Linked DNA regions of Mus musculus: region 1 is linked to region 2. The links are chromatin loops, found by intact Hi-C in ENCODE. Cell type or tissue: left cerebral cortex. All regions are shown on one strand. Links, peaks and the distances in the headings refer to the core of each region. The heading gives the core; the rest is flanking DNA.

Region 1 (8,333 bases), core at 41-8,040, 150 kb after region 2:
GGGTCGGGTACTTTGCAGACCACGAGTACGGACGCGCGAGGGACTGGTCACGCTGGGCGTGTGCTGGAGCCTCTGCGCAGTGCGCGTGGGGCAGGCGGGCAGTGCGGTGCGGGTGCTCAGGGAGGCGAGACGGGAGGGGCGGGGAACGGTGGACAGGGCAGAGCATCAGTCGCGGCTGTAGGAGGTGAAGGAATGTTTTTTGTTTTTGTTTTTTAGTGGGGCATAGAATGGGAGGAAGAGGAGGACAGGGGAGTCTGCATGGGGAAGGAGCGACGACCTTTACCTGTCTGAATTTTTAAAGGCAGCCACCGACTGTTACACTTAACCTTTGACTGACTGTAAAAAAGCCGCGTCTTTGTGGGTGTTTCGGTAGCTCGCGGTGATCGCTCAGTTGCTAGCTAGTACTCTGCTTTGTGGCCACAGTAATGTGGATTCGAGTCCAAGCCAAGTTAAGTAGTTTCTGTGTGGTTAAACAGGCCATCTCTGTCCACTCTTCTCACCACCTGGCGCTGGACTAAGACCACAGTGCATGTGGCTGAGTTGAAAAGACAACTGAGGCCCTGCAACTGCCTTGGCCTTTTCTGAGAGAAGTGTTAAGAACCAAGAAAGGAGGGACTGCCTTACAGCCATCCTCACTGAGGTCTTGCTTAGCAGCCTGACCATTGTTCTTTTCTGTCTTGGATATTTTTAAATACTGGGTTTTCCTTCTTAAGACAAATCACAAATAAGATGAAACTTTCTACGTCAATTGAGTATTTTGGAAAACTTTCAATACAGGTAATAAAATTAAGCCGGACATTGTGGCTGATACCTGTAACTCCAATACTTGGGAGGCTGAGGCTGATGCTTATGTGAAGTTCCAAGCCAGCCTGAGATACATAGTGAAACCCTGCTCCTCCCCCTGAAAAATTCCAAAAAGGAAAGAGAATGGCATGTCCAGGTTGTTCCCCCCCCCCCCCCGGTAAATCGAGCAGAATTGTATGACTATCTGGTGCTTTGCTGGTGAGTTGGACACAAAGAATTGCCCCCTTTTTCCTTCCCTATTGTGATAAATACCCTGGCAAGGTCCATTTAAGTGAGAAAAAGTTAATTTTAGTTCACAGATCCAGGTTACAGTCCATTGTTTTGTGCAAGTCACAGTGGTTGGAACTTGAGGCAACTAATCACTTTGCATCCTTAGTAAAGAAAGAGGAACCAATCAATGGACGAATGCTAGATCTCTCTCTCCACTTTCATCCAGTTCAGGACACTGCTAAAGAATGATGATGCCACACAGTGGGCAGGTCTTCGACTCTCAATCTAATCAGGATAATCCCCACAAACATGCTCACAGGCCAGTCTGATCCAGCTGAGACCGTCATTCTGTAGCCCTGACATTTGGGGCTACAGAAGACCTTCCCCATATTTTGCTGTTACCGCCTCTCTGATGGACCCACCAGTGTTTTTGACTTGTGCCTTAGTTTGTTCTGTAAAAGTATAAAACTTCATGAAACTGCTTCCTTGTTGGAACGTGGAATTTGGAACTGTGAGCTCCTCTAAGTCTAGCAGCTGAGAGACATAGGTAGGCAGGTCAGAGCAAGGGCAATTCACCTCTCTTTATGGAGGATGCCTGAAGAACCGGACCACAATACCAGGGGACTCCAGGCAAAAGAGCACAAGAGTGTAAACTGAATCTCCAGGCTCCTTTTAATTTTAATTTTTTTTTATTTTTACAGCCCGTTTGATGTTGTGTTCGGCCAGCAGACCACAACCTGGGTTCTAGCCTGGAAAGGCATTTTGGAAACCTGGAAGAGAAGAGGGGCTAGGTGGCGAGAGAAAAGAATGTAGCCAAGACAGTTACTCTGATCAAGGCTCAAATTTTATTGTTGCGACGACACTAGTTATGAAGGAAGGGGGAGGGGACCCGATTCCCGCCGAATAATCTCTGGTCCAGTAGAAAGGTGCACGTGTGTGGCTCCGCAGGTTCCAGCAGTGGGCGTGGCAGAACGAATGAGCAGGAAGCTCCACCCCTGAGCAAGCAGGTTTCAGGCTAGGGGAGGGGAGACTACAGTTTGATAGCAGTTCAACAAAGAAGCTCGATTCCCAGGCAGCAATGTTCAAGGTTACACAAAGCACAACAGTGTTATAAAAAAATATCAGACATTGAAGACAAGGGAGCATCATATAACACAACAGTGTTATATGTCTACAGAAAGTATTGGACATTGGAGACACGGGAGCATCATATAGCACAAGAGTGCTATATGTCTACAGAAAGTATCAGACATTGGAGACACGGGAGCATCATTTGACCTATATTTTAGAAATTGAAGAAGAGGGCCAGGTGTGGTGGTGCATTTCTTTAATCCCAGCTCTGGTGAAGGCAAGTGGATCTCTTTAAATTGGATGTCAGCCTGGTCTATAACTCAAGTCCAGGACAGCGAGGGCTCTGTTACACAGAGAGACCCTCTCTGAAACTCCCCTAGCCCACCCAAAAAAGAAAGAGAAAAAAAGAAACTGAGGGAGGCCTCGGGCATTCTTGTGTTTCTTTCCATACTGGTTTACATTCTAAGTCCCCGCGTGGTCTCTCAGGGCAGGGTTTCACTGCAGCTGTCCCTGAACTGGCTCTATAGAGCAGCTGGCCTCACCTTCGCCTCCTGAGTGCTGGGATTAAGGCTGAGCACCAACCCCTTCTGGAATCCTCTAAATTCCCTTCTTGAGGTAGATCAGTATCAGATGACCCTATGTCTGTCACAAGTTCATTATAGCCTCATTCCACCTTCATCTTCTACCATAAAGTGAAAGTCAGCCGAGCTGGGAGGCCCCGTGAAGCCAAAAGGAAGCAGTGACAAACTTAATAGCAAAAGTTTTTTGTTTTGTTTTGTTTTGTTTTTATGTTTCTTGCTCTTTTGTAACTCTACACCCTTGGCCTTGAACTCACAGGTATCCACCTGTCTCTACTGGAGTGCTGGGATTCAAGGTGTGCACTACCATAGGTGGGAAAAATGAATGTTTATTTAATTATTCTGATGTGGGTAATTTAGAGTTTTTTGCTCAGTCTCAAACAAAGCCGCCACATGGGGACAGGGACAGGTGCTGAGGCATAAATTTTAGTCATTTTCCCACAAACAAGTGTTATTTTTGAAGGGTGGTGTCGAGTTAGGGTTTCTCTGTGTAGTTCTCGTTGTCCTGGAACTCATTGTGTAGATCGGGCTAGCCTCCAATTCAGAGATCTGTCTCCCTCTGCGTCTGCTGGCATTAAAGGCTCCACTCCACTCCTCCATAACACCTCCCTCCCATTTTTGAAAATAAAGATTTTTTTTTCTCCTGGAGATGCTGTCTGGCTAAGAATGCCTTGAAGTGTGGAGTTAAACTTGGCAAACGAAAGCCTAGTGAGCAAAATTAATCACTTCACCAGTCAGAAAAGGACCAATCTCCAGCTAGCTACCTCTCACCCTGACCCACCTTGTAGCTGTTTGTTTTGCTGCTCAGAGAGTTTCCTCCGTTGCTCTGCCAGCCAGTGTAGGATGGGCATGTAAGAGTGAGTCCAGTCCCACAAAGCGCTCCAAGAGATATGTATTAAAATATTAATATTTAATATTAATATTTCTGGTCACTCCTACACCCTCAGCCCCCCCCCCCTGTGCTTTTGTGTTCTGAGACCTCGTCTCTCATTATGTAGCACTGGCTAGCCTGGCACTTAAAGATATATAGATATAGATATAGATATAGATATAGATATAGATATAGATATATAGATATATAGATATATAGATATACACCTGCCTCTGCCTCTCAGGTGTTGGAATTAAAGGAGCAGGCCCAGGTTATTGCTTCTAATTAAAAAAAAATATATATATATATGTATTGTAAGAAACACAAAACCTACCAAAGATACACAAATGTGTCTGTCCGAGGAGAACTATGAAGGGCCCTTCACATCCCCCCTCCCTCCTACTCCACGGCTGACCCACTTTATCAATTACCAGAAGTAAAGGTGGACTAGAGTGGCTGCTCATAAGGCAGGAATTTCTAAATCCTAATCTTGGTGTTCCCCGGGGGTGAAGTGGGAGGGAGTAAGGCAAAGCTCAAAACGAGAACACTATCACCGTTTGTTGGAGAAATTTCACATCTGGTCAGGATTGAATGGTAATCTGAGGATGATGGTAAGCTGGAAGGGCTCTTTCTCAGCTCTAAATTGAGTAAACTTGACCTCATTTTAGTATGTACAGAGGAAAAACACAGTAGGACAGCAGGAAAAGTTAGATGGTAGTCAATCCCACAGTCCTAAGTGTATATAAAACACACATTGCATATGGGTTCCATGGTGTAATGGTTAGCACTCTGGACTCTGAATCCAGCGATCCGAGTTCAAATCTCGGTGGGACCTTTTCTGTTTACCCTGAGGCAAAGACTTGTTTTAAGTGAGATTTCAGCCCTACATCTGAGGTATGAGCCTGAGAATAGGATAAGTGGGTGTAGAGGGCAACTCCTTGCTTGGGACTCCCCATACTACCTGTCTCCAAGCTCCTAACCTAATTGGACACTTAACAGGTAAACTGTACCAGCAAGTCTTGGGTACCTGTGAGAACGTTTTGTAGAGCAGATGCCGCCTGCCTGGAAGGCTCGCCGCTAGAGTGCATCTTCATCCTGCCGCAATGGCTTTGGTTTAGGCTCAGGGAGAGGGCCAGAAGTCTCTGAGGAGTAGACTCCTTGATGCTTCCCTGGCATGGTAGGACCCCCGATATGGGGACCACCACTCTAGTCCAGGGATAGGGTGCACCCAGGAACACACAAGAATCCTTCTTGTTGTAATACACACGAGGCTTTAGCTCTGGGCCGACATGTACCTCACACAGGAGGCAGGGGAGTCGACCCCGAGTCTCCAGAGCTAGGGGTTTTTATAAAAGAAAAAGGGATAGGGGTGCGAGGAATTTCAACAAAGGTATGGGATTGGCTCATTCAAACATTAACAGTAAGATTACATGTCAGCCAAAGGGCATCAGGACTTTGTTCCTGTGGGCTGGGGGCTTATCTTTGTTCACGTAGCAACCAGTTGATGTATGACTTTACCCCAGAGCCAAGGGGCAGTAGACAGAGGGGAGGTTCCGACCAGATGGTGTCAACTCAGACAAGATAGCCTTGCCTGCGTCCTTGCATTCTTTTTCATCTTTACAGTCAAGAGCCCTGCCCTGGCACCTGGGCTCCTAGACAACTCTTTTACATGAATCACAAGTTACAAAATCTCATTTTCCTTCAGCATGTCCTAGAGAGGAAATCCACAAGCTCCAAGTTCCCTCTGCAGGCCATTCTCAGAGCCTTGTGTGGAGAATGAGAGAACCAAGGAAAAGCAAGAGATAAGATATATACCAAACACCATGCTGACCGCATCCATGGATACTGGAATTTCTTAGGGGACACATTGAAATGTTCAAAGGACTGCGTTTTTCATAATAAACGTTGGACACATAAACTTGAGAGAAAAAAGTGTATACAAACCCGCATTTTTTTTTTTTTTGATTAGATGTAAGCATCTGCAGTTAACCTTCACAGTCACTTGTATCATTGTTTTGGATTCTGGGGTTTACATCTTAGGTGTGATGGGTTTGGGACACACTGGCCCTAAACACGGCACCTTGGTACATTAATCATGGTAAGCAGAAGGTGGAAGGACATTTACTTCTCCCCAACCATTCTCCCCAGAAGCAGGCGCCAAGACCCTCTTTATTCCTGGGAGAGCAAAACCTTCCATAGTGGAGCTACTCTGACTAAGAGACAAATTTAAAGGGGAAGTAAACAACAGCTGTTCTAAGGGGAAGTGCAGACACAGGATGCTTTTATAAAGGGAGATGATGTGAAACACTGTATCCTGCAAGGAAGCTCAAGGAGTAAACAACTCAATAGCTTCAGGAAGTCCCTGAAACTGACCAGATTCTCTAGGGCCCTGCCTCCACAAGCACACATACACACAAGCCTTGAAGATTGAAGAGATGCTCTCGGACCACCCGAGCTGCCTGGGAAGCAAGCTGTCTACCTGCTGAGCTACCTGCAGGTTGTGCAGTGCACTCCAGGCTTTCAGTGTTTGTGAACTGCCATCCATGCTATGGTGATTGATGCAGCTTTCTTTGAGTTGTTTCTGCTTTTGCAAGTAACCCCAGCAAAATTTACTGGTTGGCCTGTGACCTTGGTGGTTTTCCTGCTTTGGTTTGTTCTCTGTTTCCTATCTGAGATAATTTACTGTGTGAGGGTGAGTTTACAGCTCTCTTAAGTTAGTGGTTCTACCCTTTAATACAGTTTCTCATGTTGTAGTGATTCCCAAACATAAAATTGGCTTGTTGCTACTTCATAACTGTAATTTTGCTACTGCTATGAATTGTAACGTAAATGTATGATGGGCAATTTATCATTCATATATGTGACTCCAAAAGGGTTGCGACCTAACCCCTTCACTAAGGGGCCTTCACTAAGATTCAGAGAGGGAGGCATCCTTACCACTGGAGAAAGAAACCCTGGAGGGAACAGGCAGCCTGGCTGAGTTTCCCTGAGTGTTAGCAGTGCGTCCCAGACCTCTGGCCCTGGCATTGCTTTTCCACAGCCTGCTCTTCCTCAGAGCCCATGTCTGAATCCTCTGGTCACCTGTCTCCTCCCTGAGATGGAGGCTCCTCAGTCACGAGGATGGACTTGGTGTTAGGTTGGAACTTTGCTCATTCCCGGTCCTTCTCCCACTCGAGGAAACCCCATCTCCCAACTTCACCCACACAGAGAAAACTCCCCCTCCCCCATGTGCTTGGAGTTTTACTCCGGGATAACACACAATCTCGCCCCTTGAGTTTCCAGAAACCCATTCAAGAGTGTCTGCCCAGGGGCCCAGTTTTTGACCATGTGTGGACACATTACAGCTCCTAGATACACATTGGCATCCTGCTCCCGGGACCCATAAAAACCCCTTGCTTTAGCCTGGATGTGTGACTCCACCTGTGAGATCAATGAGCCCACCTGAGAGCTGCCTCCTAGTAAACCTCCCTTTATCACTTTTAATCTGGTCTAATATGGCCTGCATCTGCATCAGCAAGGGAAAGAAAAAGGTCATCACTAAAGAGCACAGGGAAGAGTGAAGAGCAGGTTCCCTGAAGGTCCCTGAGGAGCAGACCTGCTGGGGGTTCCAGTTCTGCTGGAATTCCCTACCCAGGAATGGCTGCTGCACAGAGAACACAGGTGTCCTCTCTGTCACAGGGTCTGCAGCGTGGATAAGTACCGAGGATGTAACGTATATAGAATCAGATTTTTTTGTTGTTTTGTTTGTTTTTGTTGTTGTTGTTGTTGTTGTTTGGGTGTTTGTTTGTTTGGTTTTGGTTTTTTGAGACAGGGTTTCTCTGTGTAGCCCTGGCTGTCCTGGAACTAACTTTGTAGACCAGGCTGGCCTCGAACTCAGAAATCCGCCTGCCTCTGCTTCCCGAGTGCTGGGATTAAAGGCGTGCGCCACTGCCCGGCTACAATCAGTTTTAGAGTGCCTTGTCTCTGAGGTGTTGTGGCCCAAATAGGAAAGCTCCCACTCAGTGAGCCCAGGCAGTGTGCCAAGTGCCAGCCACCACCAAAGAGCTGTGTGTTCCTTCATCGCTCATTTGCTATTTACAACAGGTCTGTTTCATGGTAGCATGCTTTATTAAATGTGAGAGGAACAAAGAGAGACGGGCCCAAAGACACATCTCCACAGGTAGAGATATGTGCGACAAAAAAAGGGGTCCCTCGGCCACTCGTGGCTCGGGCTGCTGGGCGAGGCAGGACACGGGAAGTTTTGACTGTGCGCTGGGTGGGCGTCAGGCTGTGCAGGGGTAGGGAAGGCGCAGTCTGCGATTCCCTAGGCCTGTGCTCGACTAGGGACCAGGCTGTCCGTGCACAGCTCACAGAGATATCAAAGGTTAAGCGAATTGGATTGACACCTAAAAGCCGAGGAAGCCAATGTATAGAAGGCAGATGTGAGGCTGGGATGAAGTCACGGATGCATAGATGTTGAGTACAGTCAGAGGAGTGAAGCGCAGAGAGATTGAGCGAGATGGAGATTCAATAGGGACAGAGCAGGTACATCTGATGATGATGCTTTTAATATGTAAGTACACTGTAGCTGTCTTCAGACACTCCAGAAGAGGGCGCCAGATCTCGTTACGGATGGTTGTGAGCTACCATGTGGTTGTTGGGATTTGAACTCAGGTCCTTCAGGAGAGCAGTCAGTGCTCTTAACCACTGAGCCATCTCTCCAGCCTCCATCTGGTTCTTGATAGCCTGTCCCCATTTTGTTCTCAGCTCATGGCCCTAAGTAGTGGGTGAACAGAGCCGTGTTATACCTGTGAATTGGG
Region 2 (8,333 bases), core at 247-8,246:
TTGATGCCCTCTTCTGGTGTGTCTTAAGTCAGCTACAGTGTACTCATGTATATTAAATAAATAATTTCTTTAAAAAAAAAAAAAAAAAAAAACAAATACTCTGCCAGTTGTAGAAGTATTTCTGAGAGTCTGAGCCCTAGGCTTACAAATGCTATGCATCAGAGACTATAGTATATGTGCTTCTAAGCAATCAACCTTATAACATAACTTTCCATAAATGTGAAACCGATTTATTTTATTAAATAAAAAAAAAATCTTCACACTCCTGATAGTGTGGTAAACTACAAACTATAGAAATACATCCAGGAATGGCGTGGTTGTTTTTCTGTGAAGTGAGAAGGACCTCTCCCTGTCTGGTCATCAGATGACATCTCCAAGACATTTTGTACATTTGTGATTATTTCTCTGGTGACCTGGTCAACCAGGGCTAGAGGGGCCGGTCAGAATGACTTCTTAAAGAGCTCTGTGCCCAGCATCTTCCCCCAAGGAGAAAAACCTCGCTCGCTGACCCCTGATGTTTGTGCCTCCTCTCTGTCTGCTGTGGGCAACAGGAGAGAATTAGTAGAATGTACCCTGTTCTTCAGTATTTTCCAGAAGGATGGAGCAGACTTCCACCTAGCTACATGTTGATCAATCAATATGTAATTTAAGATATTGGTTCACATCATTGTGGCAAATCAAAAGTTAAAGGTATGAATCCCAGCAAATGAGTCCTGTAAGAATTTTGGTTTAGGTAGGTCTTCTAGAACAAGTAACGTAGTGTTATAATTATCTTATATAATAAATACAATTGACTCCCTCTTTGGGAAGGTCCACCTGTTTTTATTAAGTCCTTCAGCTGATTGGATAAAACCCATTCACATTCTGCTTCACTTAGCATTTACCAATGTAAAAGCTGATCTCATTTCAAATACACTCTTGCCTAGTCTACATAGTAAGTTCAGGATGGCCAGGACTATGTAGAGGACCCCTGTCTTAAAAACAAACAAGAGCCGGGCGTGGTGGCGCACGCCTTTAATCCCAGCACTTGGGAGGCAGAGGAATGTGGATCTCTGAGTTCGAGGCCAGCCTGGTCTACAAAGTGAGTTCCAGGACAGCCAGGGCTATACAGAGAAACCCTGTCTCGAAAAAACAAACAAACAAACAAAAACAAAACAAAAAACAAACAAACCTAAGGAAGTAATTTAATTGAATATACCTTTGCCAAAACATCTAGCATCATGCTGGACCAAAAATGTTTATACGATGACCTAGACAGTCTAGCTGGCTATGATATTGTCTTTATGTTATCCCTCAATTGGAGGGAGTGCTGTTTCTATATGAATTCTCTATCTGAGACAGATGATAGTCAATAGACTCCCACACCTTTTGACACCCTGTGCAGAAACAGCCACACCAAATTTATTCCTTTATCTGTTGATTATTTGAGTTCATTTTCATTACTTTTTTTTTTGGAGTCAAGGTTTCTCTTTGTAACCCTGACTGTCCTAAAACTCACTCTATAGACCAGACTGGTCTTAAACGAAGAGATTCTCCTGTCTCTGCCTCCTGAGTGCTGGGATCAAAGGTGTGCACCACCCCTCTCCCCAAGCCTTTGGGTTTTCAACTCTAAGAGCAGTTATTAGACAATGACTTTTTATCTCTACCTGTATACTGCAGATTCTTTTTCTCCCATCAGTGGTGTACATACGGATTTCTGGTTTGATTTTATGAAATGAACATCTAGGGATGCTCTTTCTGCTGAGCAGTGGCTAGCAGTGTTCCTTTCTCTGTTAGGTGACACATGACAGCTAAAGGCAATCTATGGGTCTGTTTGGATTGGCAGTTGATTTGTTCTGAGGTATTTGTTAAGTTTTGATTTTGGTATTTCCTGGTATTTGACTCTGTTGTGTAGAAAGAAAAGTGATTCACATTTTATCTGATAAAAATTCTAGGGGCCCATTAGGTGTCATTCATATATATATATATAACACGAACACTCTCCAGTCACACTCTTCTCCCTTAAGAAGACTAGCTTCAATACAGCCCTCTACCTGAAGGTGATCTTAGAGGGGAGAGTGCCCCTGGCTTCCAATAGCTACTACACTAGTACAGTGAAGTTCCCAAGTGTTTGAATAACTTTACAATAGTTTAAAGTGGGCTGCAGGAAGGAGGGAAGAGAGACTCTGTCACTATATGGCAGTGAGTGAATATAAGGTCTGCCTCAGGCATTCCCCAGAGAATAAAATGAGAGCTTCTGGCAGCTATGGAAGGAGCAAAGAATTAACAAGCATTTGTTATTTAATTACAATTCGTTAATTTGTTAATTAATTACAATTTGAGCAAAGGTTTAGTTACTAGTACAATTAGTTCTCTCAAAGTACTTATTAATTTTAAGGGGTTTTGTTGGAGGAATATAAATTAGTTTCTGAGTGAAGATAGCTTACTTTTAAAAGTTTTTTCATGACCTGGCAGACCTATTGCTTCCAGGTTTTTCATAGCGGGGCAGAGGCACTGCTTAGAGGGGAGGTGTGTCAGAACAAGACTTTATTCCATGATGTGGAAGCAAAAAAGAGAGAAAAAGAATGAGGTTGAGATCCAGTGTTCCCATCAAGGGGTGGATCTCCAGTGGCCTCATCTCCATTTACCTCTCCCATAAACCAAAGCTAGAGACTAAGACCAAGACTGATTTTGGAGGTAGGGCTTCTCTATGTACCTCTGTCTGTCCTGGAACTCATATCACCATGCCTGCCTGAGACTAAGACTTTTTAACATGGAGCCTTTGAGAGACACTTAAGGTTTGAACTACCATGAGTAATCAAACCACTTTCTGATGATCACAGAATCAGTAGCCGCCTGGACCATGGACACAGCCACCTAGGCAGCAGTCTAATGTCTAAAATAGAAAGTAGTTTCTCTTTCTTGCTATGCTGAGAATAAAACCCAGAGCTTTGTACTTAACAAGTAGCCTGTGGTGGTTTGAATGGGTATGGCCCCCATAGTTTCACGTGTTTGAATGCTTGGCCCATAGGGAGAGGTCTCATTGGAGTAGGTGTGGCCTTGTTGGAGGAAGTGTGTCACTGTGGAGGTAGGCTTTGAGATCTTTGGTCAAGCTCTGCCCAGTGTGACACACAGTCTCCTTCTGCTGCCTGTGGATCAAGACGTAGAGCTCTCAGCTCCTTCTCCAGCACCATGTCTGCCTGCACACCAGCATGCTTCCTGCCATGATGATAATGGACTAAACCTCTGAAATTGTGAGCCAGCCTTAATTAAGTGCTTTCTTTTATCAGAGTCTCTGTGGTCAGGATGTCTCATCATGGCAATGGAAACCCTAAGGCATACCCTACCCACCATCTCACTCTGGAATCCAAGCAACCTCAAACTCATAGACTTACTGCCTTCACTTCAGAAGGCTGAGATTAGAGTGTGCACCTCGATGCTTAGCTTCTCTTCAGAACCTAATGTGGGCCAGTCCCCCTTCAACCGTGTACAATAAACGGGCTAAGTTTCCAGGCTTCTGGCATGTCTCCACCAGCACCCTGCCCATCTGATCCCAGCTCTTCTGTATGCCTGTCTGTCATTTCTTTGATCCCAAAGCTGTGCTGATTGCAGTAGTGGGCCAGGCTGACCTCAAACTCAAAGATCTGTATGCCTCTGCCTCCCGAGTGCTGGGAAGACCTGCACCACCACACTCAGCTCTATCCATAACTCTTCATTTCACCAGTTTTTAGTGTACTAGAATTTCTGCTCTGGTTCATAATTCTTTTTCATATTTATTTTTACTATTTATTTGTGAGTGTCTGTTAGGTGCACATGCCTGCAAGTTCCCACGGAGGACTGGTGCTGGGTCCTCTGGAGCTGTGGGTGTAAGTGCTGGGCACTGAACTAAACTCTGGTCCTCTGCAAGAGCAGCAAGCACTCTTAACAACTGTGCCACCTGTTTGGCCCCAGCTTATTCTGAAAGAACGTAATAGATCTCTCGCTCTTTTCCCCTAAATAACAAAACAGCTCAAGTATTAAGACACTCCACAGGTTATCTCATCAAGCAATAGTAAAATTGTCTAAGTGAAGTTGCCCTTTACTGGTTAACTGAATGCTAATTCTATTTAGATGGTTTATAAAATAAAATAAAATAAAATAAAATAAAATAAAATAAAATAAAATAAAATAAAAAAAGCAAGAGTGCTCTGTCGGCAGGTACCCATGCATGCCAGAAGAGGGCATCAGATCCATTTGTCAGGAGCATGTCTTTGCTGGTTCTCTGAGCAGATGTTCTATAACCGCTTTGCCATCCCACCAGCATTTGTTTAGTAGTTAACTGTGCAAACGAAAGGACTTAATTGGATCAACTAGTTAATCAAAAGCTCCTTGGGCACGGACGTGGTCTCCCATGCCTTTAATCCCAGAACTAGGCGGGCAGAGGGAAGAGAATCTTTTGAGTTAGAGAGAGCAGCCTGGTCTACAGAGGCAGTTCCAGGACAGCCAGGGCTACCTAGAGAAACCTTGACTTCAAAAACAAAACAAACAAATAAACAAAAGCCTGGTGTGGAGGCGCACACCTTTAATTGCACCACTGGAGAAGCAGAGGCAGGAGAATCAAGGCCAGAGTTCAAGGCCAGACTGGTCTATATAATGAACTCCAGCATGGGGGGCGGGGGGGGGGGGGATGTTGAGAGACCCTGGGGGAGGGGGAGGGGGAGGGGGAGAGGGAGGCGCTCCAGAGAGGGCTTATTGGGTGCCCAGGTCCAGGAACCCAGACTTGGGTAACCCCACATACCAATGTCCCTACCCAGTGTCAGTATCGTGATGTTTCTGTAGAAGAAAACCCAGAAAATAACAGGTAAATACATCAAGAGCCTTTTAAAGTACAGCGGCGGAGACCCGCGGCAGGCAGGCAGGTTGGAGCGGCGCAGGGAGACCCCTGCGGTAGGGCTGGCTCCTGTGCTGCCCGACTCCTGTGCTCCGACTTGGAGAAGACGGGCGTCCGTTCGTCCATACCCAAAAGAGTCGGCCACAAGGATGTTGGCACCTGGGGGTGGGCCACGAGCGGCCAGTTAGGGGTAAGAGACGGTGCAAGGTGACTTGTCCCTGGTCCTTCACCGCTCCAGCACTGCGCAAGTGAGAAAGTCCAACAGGCCCCGGGATCGGGCGGCGAAAGGAAGGGGCGTGATGTCACTCCTGGGTGGCTGACGGGGCGGGGTGTATGCAGATGAGGGTCGCGCAGGGGCTGCGGCGTCCGCAGCGGCCGGGGAAACGCGAGAGATTTCTCGCGCGGCGTAGGAGAGAACGCGGGTCGCCAGATATCAGCGGAGCGCCGAGACGGCATGTGCGACGAGGGAGACCCGAGATAGGGCGGGGCTAAGTGACCGTGTGTTAAGAGTGCAGGGGCGGCGGGTGTGAGCCGGGGCCGGGCGCTAGGAGAGCATACTTACCTGGCAGGGGAGATACCATGATCACGAAGGTGGTTTTCCCAGGGCGAGGCTCACCCATTGCACTTTGGGGTGTGCTGACCCCTGCGATTTCCCCAAATGCGGGAAACTCGACTGCATAATTTGTGGTAGTGGGGGAGCTGCGTTCGCGCGCTCCCCTGGTATTTGGTAGTCTAAAAGTAAGGTACTTAATTCTCCTTTTGCATACATATACTATGTCCCTTGTGTTTTGAGAACTCTGGGGCTTGGCTTGCAACTTGAGTAATTTTGTTTATACTTATTTCAACTTAAAAGAAACACGCAATCCTAGATACTTCCTCCTCTCAGCTCTTGATATACATAAGTATACTGTAGCTGAGTCAGATCTCATTAAGAACTTGCTGAGATTTGAACTCAGGAGCTTGCCGTCAGTGTTCTTAACCGCCGAGCCACCTTACCTGCATGCATCCTTCTTTTCAAGCAAGCTTTTGTTAACAAAATGCCTCACCTGCCGACCAGGCTATATCAGATCTTAGAGGAGGGACTAGAAAAGGGGAATGACGGAGTCTGCGACTCAGTCTGAGGAAGGAGTTTCTCCCATGTTTTTCTTATAACAGGCAAGATGGCGGTCGCACACTTGTTTTTTGTTTTTTGGAAACAGGGTTTCTCTGTGTAGCCTTGGCTATCCCGAAACTCTGTAGACCTTCTGTCCTCAAACTCACAGAGGGTTTGCTAACTTTAGGCTGTGACTATCTGGAGGTGAGGGGGAAGAACGCTATGATGGGCATTTTCTGCACCCACTATAACATGTGCACTCGATTCCCTGAGGAGGGAAGGCCGAACGTCAGGACTTCACTCATTCAGAGTTTCCTCTGATCCCACAACTCGCTCTGTGTTTTCTCTAAGTTAACAGGGTGAGCTGTATATCACATGTACTCTTGGCAACTTCTTCCATTTTTAGTAAGTATTATGTGCGGCAAAGAGGAAGATGATCTCTCAGAGACTGGTGGGAATGGAGGTGGACACACACATTTATTGAGTGCTATATTTCCATCAAACTTAAAGCAAATTTTCATATCACAACTTCGAGTAATTTAATTCTGTAGCTGACATTTTACTAATGATAACAGAATATAAACAGCTTAAGTAAATTGCCAGCTACTGTGTAGTTTGTTAGTGCAGAATCAAGATTTAGGTCCAGAACTGTATCCCTGACCCCTCCCATATCCCCCCACTGGCCTTGTAGCCCAAGGATGGATTGATCTCCTGATATCCTGATTCAGAAGAACACCACCACATCCAGCTTTAAGATTGGCATTTATTTCTATCTCTAGGAAAGGGCTTAGCGAGTAAAATCCATTAAATTAGTTTTCGTTTTTTCAACAAATACATATAAATACATGTGGAATGTTTTATGTGGCAGACATGTGTAGTCATTTATAGGTAAATAAGGCGATCCTTTTCAAGCAAAGATACTCAACACTATGTAAACATCTCACTTAAGAGCATTTGTCTCCGGGTGTGGTGGCGCACGCCTTTAATCCCAGCACTCGGGAGGCAGAGGCAGGTGGATTTCTGAGTCCGAGGCCAGCCTGGTCCTCAAAGTGAGTTCCAGGACAGCCAGGGATATACAGAGAAACCCTGTCTCGAAAAAACAAAAAAGAGCATTTGAAATTGGTATGTGTTATTCATTACCTGAAAACTAAGACTAAATAATAAACCCAAATAATGATATCCAGGATAATGGCTAAGTGCACCAAAGCTCAGAATCGATCTCACAGGCACACCAACCAGACACACGCCCTTAACAAAGAACATTACTATGTCTAGAGTGTCCACAAGTGGCAGAGGTTGTTACTTTGTCAGGGACACATCTCACAACTGACCTCTAAGGTCACAACACAGAAGAGACACTAACAATGCAGGGAGAGACCTGGGTGAGGAGGAGGGGAGACCTTGGAGACCTCAGAAACCCTTAAAGGAGTCTGAAGGATGAAGGATCTTAGACAACCTGGATAGGTGCAGCAAGGTTTGACTCCGAGAGCCTGACTGATCTCCAAGCCTTATGCACGATGCACCTGCACTCTTCCAGTCCTGGCCACTCATTTTTCTTGCGGTCCTGTGAAAAATCCAAGAAGACACCTCTGTTTTCCTCCAATCCTTTTCTTTCAATTGTCTATCAACTTTTGTCTACACAATGCCCCCTTTCGTGAACTCTTTAATTTTGAGCAAAGGCTGGAAGAGGCACTGGAGATCTGTTTAACACCAGACTCTAGATTTACCCTGGAGGTCGCTGAATTGTCCTATTGTTACCTGTTTCCTTTGATCTTGTGGGTCTGTTGTCTAGAACCAGGCAGAGGTTGGATGGGGTACCATTTGAGCGGCTCCTGTCTGAGGCAGAACTGCAGACTGCCGCCATTCCAGCCTGCAGGGCCTCTTGCCAAGTCTCTATGGAATCTGCAGGGTGGCCGAGGCAAGTAGGCGCACCTGACTCTGTGGTCTTTGGGCGCCCATTGCCCTTCCTGCTTCTGTACCAGAATGGACATCTGCCCCCTTTGTCTTGTCTTTCTTGTACTCCCCAAAAGATCTAGATGCGACTGATGGTCTAGATGGGTGTGGGAAGATAGACTGTGAAAGATGGGAGAGAAAAGTCAACATTTCACCATTTAAAGCTACCAGGAAGTCTCTGGCTACGGAGGATGACAGGTGGGGTCTCTCCCAAGGAAAACAGGATTGGAGAATGTCGCGTCCGCTCTCGACCAGCAAGAACGACATGACCACCAGTCCTTCTAACAGTAGTTTATTCAGTCCTGATTCTTCTTGTTTATATCTCCCCCGAACCCTGGGCCTCTCACTCCTTTTATACTCTCTCTCATCCACGCACAGCAGGCCACGCCGCCTCACCAGGCACGCAGCTTCAGCTAATCAGGGCAGCAGGGGCATATC

The links. Hi-C counts contacts between places; a loop is a spot of excess contacts. Peaks named below come from ENCODE experiments on the same cell type or tissue, not always from the same donor. Only the 100,000 strongest peaks of a DNase experiment are listed, where the experiment ranks them.
Region 1: it touches region 2 in a loop (2.0-fold over the local background); 1 of 42 quality-filtered maps calls a loop at or near these places.

The regions. Positions count from the first base shown.
Region 1 is chr3:96,475,094-96,483,426 of GRCm38, forward strand. n-TQctg3 (a tRNA gene) reads left to right here and starts at 4,298; the gene lies at 4,298-4,369. In left cerebral cortex, for the core only: no CTCF peak of the experiment used is centred there; DNase peaks (open chromatin) are centred at 3,299 and 4,427.
Region 2 is chr3:96,323,022-96,331,354 of GRCm38, forward strand. Gm24830 (a small nuclear RNA gene) reads left to right here and starts at 5,404; the gene lies at 5,404-5,569. In left cerebral cortex, for the core only: a CTCF peak has its summit at 4,185 (motif pointing right); a DNase peak (open chromatin) is centred at 4,279; H3K4me3 peaks cover 319 bases.